Linked DNA regions of Mus musculus: region 2 is linked to region 1. The links are chromatin loops, found by intact Hi-C in ENCODE. Cell type or tissue: heart. All regions are shown on one strand. Each heading gives the region's core, and the rest is flanking DNA. Links, peaks and the distances in the headings are about the cores only.

Region 1 (2,899 bases), core at 400-2,899:
AGAAGAGATCACCTAGTAAGTCTCTCAGCAGTGTCCCCATCACTAATCCATACATCATGGCAGGTTAGTCTTGAACCTCTCCAGAAACCTTTGTCTTTGCTGGAATATTCCTCCTCCCCCGCTTCACAAAGCTACTTTGCATCCAACTGCCTTTCTACCCATACCTGGAATTCAAGGACAGGTACTCATTTCCTTGTTTATGACCTGTCCTGTTAGCTGGGTTCTCAATAAACCGAATGTGGCTGTAAAAAGAGCAGCCAGCAGTCTGGGTACACAAGTGCCATGTCTTCAGGGGAGTTCACTTTATGCCTGTTCCACGTGTAAAATAAAGGACCATTGCAGAGATTGAGTGAATGTAGGCAAAACTGGTGCATGAAGCTGTCATGTCCCGTAATATTTATTACCATTATTAATTAGTATGATAGGCTTAACAGGCCTTCCACAGGAGGTGCAAACTCAGAACCACGCCTGACCCATGGAAATTAATTTTTTTAAAAACAGCATGATATCTGTCTGATGCTATCATCGTCATCGTCGTCCGGAAGATGCTTTGTTTTGTTTCTTTGTTTGTTTTTCTGAGACAAGAGTCTCTCTGTGTAGCCCTGGCTATCCTAGAACTCACTCAGGCTGGCCTCAAACTCAAAGAGATCCACTTGCCTCTGCCTCGTAAGTGCTGGAAAGGCGTGAACCATCACGCCCGGCCTGGAAGATGTTTTAAAACGAGCCATTTTTTTCCCCACCGCCTTTTCCTGGTCTCCTCCCTAGCTGCCCAGGGATGCTCCTCAGGCCTCGGCCCTCCCAGCCTGAGCCAGAGCCAGGGCTGGAGATTCTGGCCCTTATGGACCACAGGTTCCCATAGCCCCGCCCACAGGCCGCTGGACGGCCAGTGGTTTCCACGGAAACCCACTCAGGGGCGTGACAATGTCAAGCCTGACAGAAATCTTCGCCTATTCAGTTGAAGTTTTTTGGCCGAGGAGCGCCAAAGTGGTTTCTGAGTGGTTTATCTTTAATGAAGGGCGGGAATAAGGCGGGAGCTGTTACCATCTTTACCAACCAAAAACCAAGATAGCTTTGATGGACAAGCGTAGCGGGAAGCGACAAGGAATGCCGGCTGTCACCCAACCGGCCGGCCGCAGTAAGGAGAAAAGGCCAATCAGAAAGTGCCAGGGGCGGGGCTAAGGGACCGGTTGCTCCGGAAGTGGAGGGAGGGGGTGAAAATGGCGCCCAGCTCGAAATCGGAGCGGAACAGCGGGGCCGGGAGCGCCGGCGGAGGCCCTGGGGGGACCGGGGGGAAGCGGGCGGTGGGGCGGCGGCGGGAACACGTTCTCAAGCAGCTGGAGCGAGTCAAGGTGAGGCCTGGCGTCTGAGGCGAGCGCGCCCGGTTGTGAGGAGGAGGGGACGCGGGAGGCGGCGGAGGGAGGGCGGCGCGGCGAGGTGGGGGGCGGGGCCGGGAGGGGGCTGGGCGGGCCGGGCGGTGGGGATGGGGATGGGTTTGGCGGTGTGGAGGCTGGTGCTGAGGCGCGGGCTGGGCTGGCGAAGGTTGGTGACTTGTGTGCAGCCAGTGAGGCGGGTCACCTGCAGGGGGCCTTGAATGAAGGCTGCTAGGCGAGATCAGTGAAGAAGGAAGGGGCTTGGGTGGCGGAGGCCGGGGAGAATCATGGAGGAAAGACCGGGGATGGAGGCTGATGGGCGGGTTACTGTAGAAGCTGTCCGAGGAATCTGGAGGAAGGGGAGACCTTGGTTTAGACCGATTTTTCAAAGCACTGCCCCTTGTTGGAGCTACCCCCCCAAACCCCTGAAGAGCCCCTGCTACCGACAATGGGCAGCCTCTGTTGGATGCTCCCTGTCTGTCCAAGCTCTGACCATCTCTATATCTAGTGCTTGTACCTAGGTCTGCCTCACTCATTGAATGGAGGAATGTTTCCAGAGTAGGGCCAGGTCTTCTCAAAGTGGAAGCCACTTAGGGCTCTGTCTCCCTTGTCAGAGGACACCTGAAAGGACAGGGATGTGAATAATGTTAGGTGGGCAGCTGTGGAGCAAGATTGTCTATGTGCACAGGAAGTTGGGAACTGGGTAAGGGCGAACTGTGCTTTTTCCTGGTGCTCCCTAAGCAAGGCTGTGGCTCTGCCCTTAGCCTAGACACTCCCTGGGCAAGGGTTATATCCTCTCAGGAAGGCTTGTCTGACAAAGCCATTCCCTTCATGGGTCGAGATGAACTAGGGGCAAGGTGCCAGGCCTTCTTTCCCACTAGATGGCTATCTTTTGAAGGCGGGCCAGAATAGCTCCCCAGTGGTCAGCTTTATGCCTGTTTCCTCAGATCCTTCCTTGGTGATGTTTTAGGGTGTGACAGTTGATTGGCAGTTAATTAAGAAAGGGGTTTTCTTAATAATGGATTGGAGCATTGGGAATACTGGGAGCTTTTGGTTCGGAGGCTCTATAGGTATAGGCTCTTGCCACCAAACCTAATAATGTGTGAGATCCCCAGGAGCCACGCAGTGAGAGGACATAGAGACTCCTGCAAGCTGTCCTCGCCTCTACTGTGAGTTGTAGTCTGCACAGTAACTACATTATCAAGAGAGAGATGGGTCCCCTTGTGGGCTAATTGGGAGCAGGCAGATAAATGCATGGCCCCACATCCTAGTCTCATGCGTCAGTTTTCAGGAAGGAGTCAGTTGTCCCAGTGAGGGATCCTTCCACAGGGAGACGTAGGGCTAGGGCTGGGAGGACTCTGGATCCAAACGGGGCTACGGCTGGGATGTAACCTGGGTCCTTGGTGGGGGTGGGGTGCTTTGTAAGGTCACTTGGCTTTGGTGTCTCCATCTGCCCCAGCAGTGGGCCTGGGGAAGCCTCGGCCTCTGGGAAGGAGGCTGGGAGGCTGCTTGGCTAAAGAGCCCTGGCT
Region 2 (2,899 bases), core at 213-2,712, 80 kb before region 1:
TCTGGCTATTCTAGAACTCACTCTGTAGACCAGGCTGGCCTCAGAACTCAGAGATCCCCCTGCCTCTCCAGTGCTGGGACTAAAGGCGTGCGCCACAACCCAGCTGGTGTTCCTGTTTTTTATTTTCTTTGAGACTGAGTTTCATGTAGCTCAGGCTGGCCTCAAGTTCTTTGTAGGCAATGCTGACCTTGATCGGATGCTCGTACCTCTATTTCCAGAGTGCTGCACCACCTTGCTTCTTTTGTGCTGTGCTAGGATGGAACCCAGGGCTTTCTGCATGCTGGCTTAGCACTCCACCAACTTGAGCCGCACCCTCAACCCCCAAATTACAATGCACTCCCATTTATTTCCTCGCATACGCCTTACTCTGAACCCCAGAGAATTTTCCTGGGCCAGTGGAGACTTGTCTAAGTAGGAGGATGTCTGGAAGCCTATCAAGGAGAAACTGAGGCAGGAATGCAGTAAGGAGTTAAAGGAAGGCAGGCAGCCGACAGGAATCCCAGCGCTGCAGGCCCACAAAGGTAACAGCCTGGGTTTGAGGGGGGCTAAAGTCTTCAGCCCCCGGACTTGAGAAGGGCAAACATACATGCAGTATAATGTTGGCTCAGCCCCAGGCTGGTTTGACCTTCCTCTCAACTGAGCCTGTGCAGGACTGGGTATGTTTGGGAGCACTTGGAGGTCTGTGTGAAGATTCCAGAGCCGCTCAGCAGTGCTCTCTTCCTGTGGTGCTCAGGGTAGCTGCCACTTTGGGGTTCTGCATATGCATCTCTGACAGATCTGGAGTCCTCTTACCCCTGTGTGTGCCCATCCCAGGAAGAGCTTGTACAAGACCATATGTGCATGTGTGTGTGTGTGTGAGAGAGAATGTGTGTGTGAGTGTGAGAAAGTGTCTGTGTGTTTCTGTGTGTGTGTGTGCTCCAACTTCCAAGAAGCAAGTGTTAGGTGCCTGCCTACCTTGTGGTCCTGCTTCTCTCTGTAACCATGTAAGGCTGAGGTGTGTATTTGTGTACCCATTAGTTGTGAGTGGCGGAGACTGTGTCTGTTGGACCCTGTGGACATGTTTTGTTTTTTTGTTTGTTTTGAGACAGAACCTATAGCTCTGGCTTGTCTCAAACTCACTCCTTAGTCCAGGCTGGCTTAGAATCGCGGTACTCCCGCTTCAGGCTCCTGAGTCCAGCATTACCAGTGTGGACGGGCTCACCAGCTGTGTTCTGTACATCTTAGGTTTTTCCGAAAATCTTCGGGTTTTCCTAGGCTATGCCTGGGTTGTGTGTACATGGTGGGGTGTGATCTGTGAACCTGGGCTCTGGCTAGGTATATTCAGTTCTAAGAACATTCCGTGCTGTCCCTCAAAGAGGCGTCTGCCGCTCCCAGGTGTCCCTACGTGTGTGGCCGCCACCCCCTTCGTCCGGCGGGTGTACGCCCCAAGGCCCCCCTCGCACCTTCCCTGTCTGTGGCCCGCGTGCCTTTGTGCGCGCGTGCTCCCGCCGAGCCAGAAGGGCTGCATGCATCCCAGGTCCCTGCCCGCGCCCCGAGTCCCCCTCGAGCTGCAGCGTGGAGTACGAGGGCTTGCAGGCGGCCCGGGGCGCGCACGGCCGCAGCTGGACCCACCGGCCGGTGCCGCGCGGGGGCCTCGGGGGCGCGGGCGCGTGGCCGCGGGTTCGAACCGCTCGGTCCCTTCCCGCGCGAGCGGCCGGGTGGGCTCCCGGACCCTGGCGGAGCGGAGGGCGCTGCGGCGGCGGAGACGAGGTGAGCGCGGGCCGGGGCGGGGGGCGCACCTGCCGGTCACGGCCACGGCCGAGGCCTCCATTGTTCCCGGCCGTGTGGCCCGGGACGCCGCCTGCACCCGCCGCGGTCGCGAGCGCCTGGGCCGGGCCGACCGGGGCGCTTTGTTCTCGGGGCGCGGGGCGGGAGGCTGCCTCCGGGGGTACAGACCGCATCTGCACGGTGATCGTGGGGACAAGGTTTGCCGACTAGATCCCACCCTCCAAAAGTGGCTGCAGAAAGGAAAGATGGCCCCGATTACTCTTGCTGAGGAGCCCTAGCTTTAAAGCGACCGGGCGCCTTTCCAGGGGACCTCTCCCCGGAGGGCATGCATGCTGGGGCTGGGGGCCGCAGAAGCCACTTCTTGAGCTAACTGGGGGCTGAGAAAGTACCCCCATCACACTTGGGTTGCCCCATTTCCTTCCCACCCATCCCCCACCTCTCACAGCCGCACTTGCCAAACCAAAATTAGTCTCAAGTCATCAGACAAAGTCCTAAAAGCCACCCGCACGACACAGACACACACTATCCCATTAATAATCTAATTTCCTAAGCACACAGTCAACCACAACACTGACACTCGTGTACACACTGCACCCACAAAGGCCAGGAACATACCCCTGCAGAGGAACAGTCACTAGTGGAAGGTTGGGCACAATGTAGAGACACACCACACTGGTAGTGCCCACCCTCACCTGGTCACTCACACATCTAGAATAACTGACAACCACAGGTGCAGGACGGTCCCTGTAGTAACTTGGTGTGCAAATAAGGACACCCCTCGTGAGCTCAAAGCCGGTCCCAGCTATCCTGACACAGAAACACCAGAACACAGGTGTGCATGTTGACACAGATACCCATAGAGACAGTCACTCATAAAGCCATGACTCCTTATGGAGGTAGACCTGGTGGCACAGGCCAGTCCTCCTAGCCCTTGGGAGAGTGAGACAGGAGGATGGGAAGCTCAAAGCCTACTTGAGTTTCAGAGTGAACCTGAGGTCTTCCTGGGCAATTTAGAGACTCTGTCTTTAAGAACAGTGGAGCCCAGAAGTGATAGAGCACAGTTTTAATCTCACATCTGGGAGGGAGAAGCAGGCAGGTATTCTGAGTTCCTGGACAGCCTGGTCTATATACT

What was found. Peaks named below come from ENCODE experiments on the same cell type or tissue, not always from the same donor. Only the 100,000 strongest peaks of a DNase experiment are listed, where the experiment ranks them.
Region 2: it touches region 1 in a loop (4-fold over the local background); 1 of 42 quality-filtered maps calls a loop at or near these places.

Annotation. Positions count from the first base shown.
Region 1 is chr8:84,103,067-84,105,965 of GRCm38, reverse strand. It overlaps Dcaf15 (DDB1 and CUL4 associated factor 15), which reads left to right and starts at 1,169. Exons shown (of 13, transcript NM_001357322.1): 1 at 1,169-1,349. The coding sequence starts at 1,218. In heart, for the core only: a CTCF peak has its summit at 1,587; DNase peaks (open chromatin) are centred at 1,065 and 2,155; H3K4me3 peaks cover 2,077 bases; H3K27ac peaks cover 1,669 bases.
Region 2 is chr8:84,182,648-84,185,546 of GRCm38, reverse strand. No RefSeq gene overlaps it. Among named protein-coding and RNA genes, the nearest start is that of Mir181c, 5.1 kb to the right of the region's middle. In heart, for the core only: no CTCF peak of the experiment used is centred there; a DNase peak (open chromatin) is centred at 1,706; H3K4me3 peaks cover 1,731 bases; H3K27ac peaks cover 2,019 bases.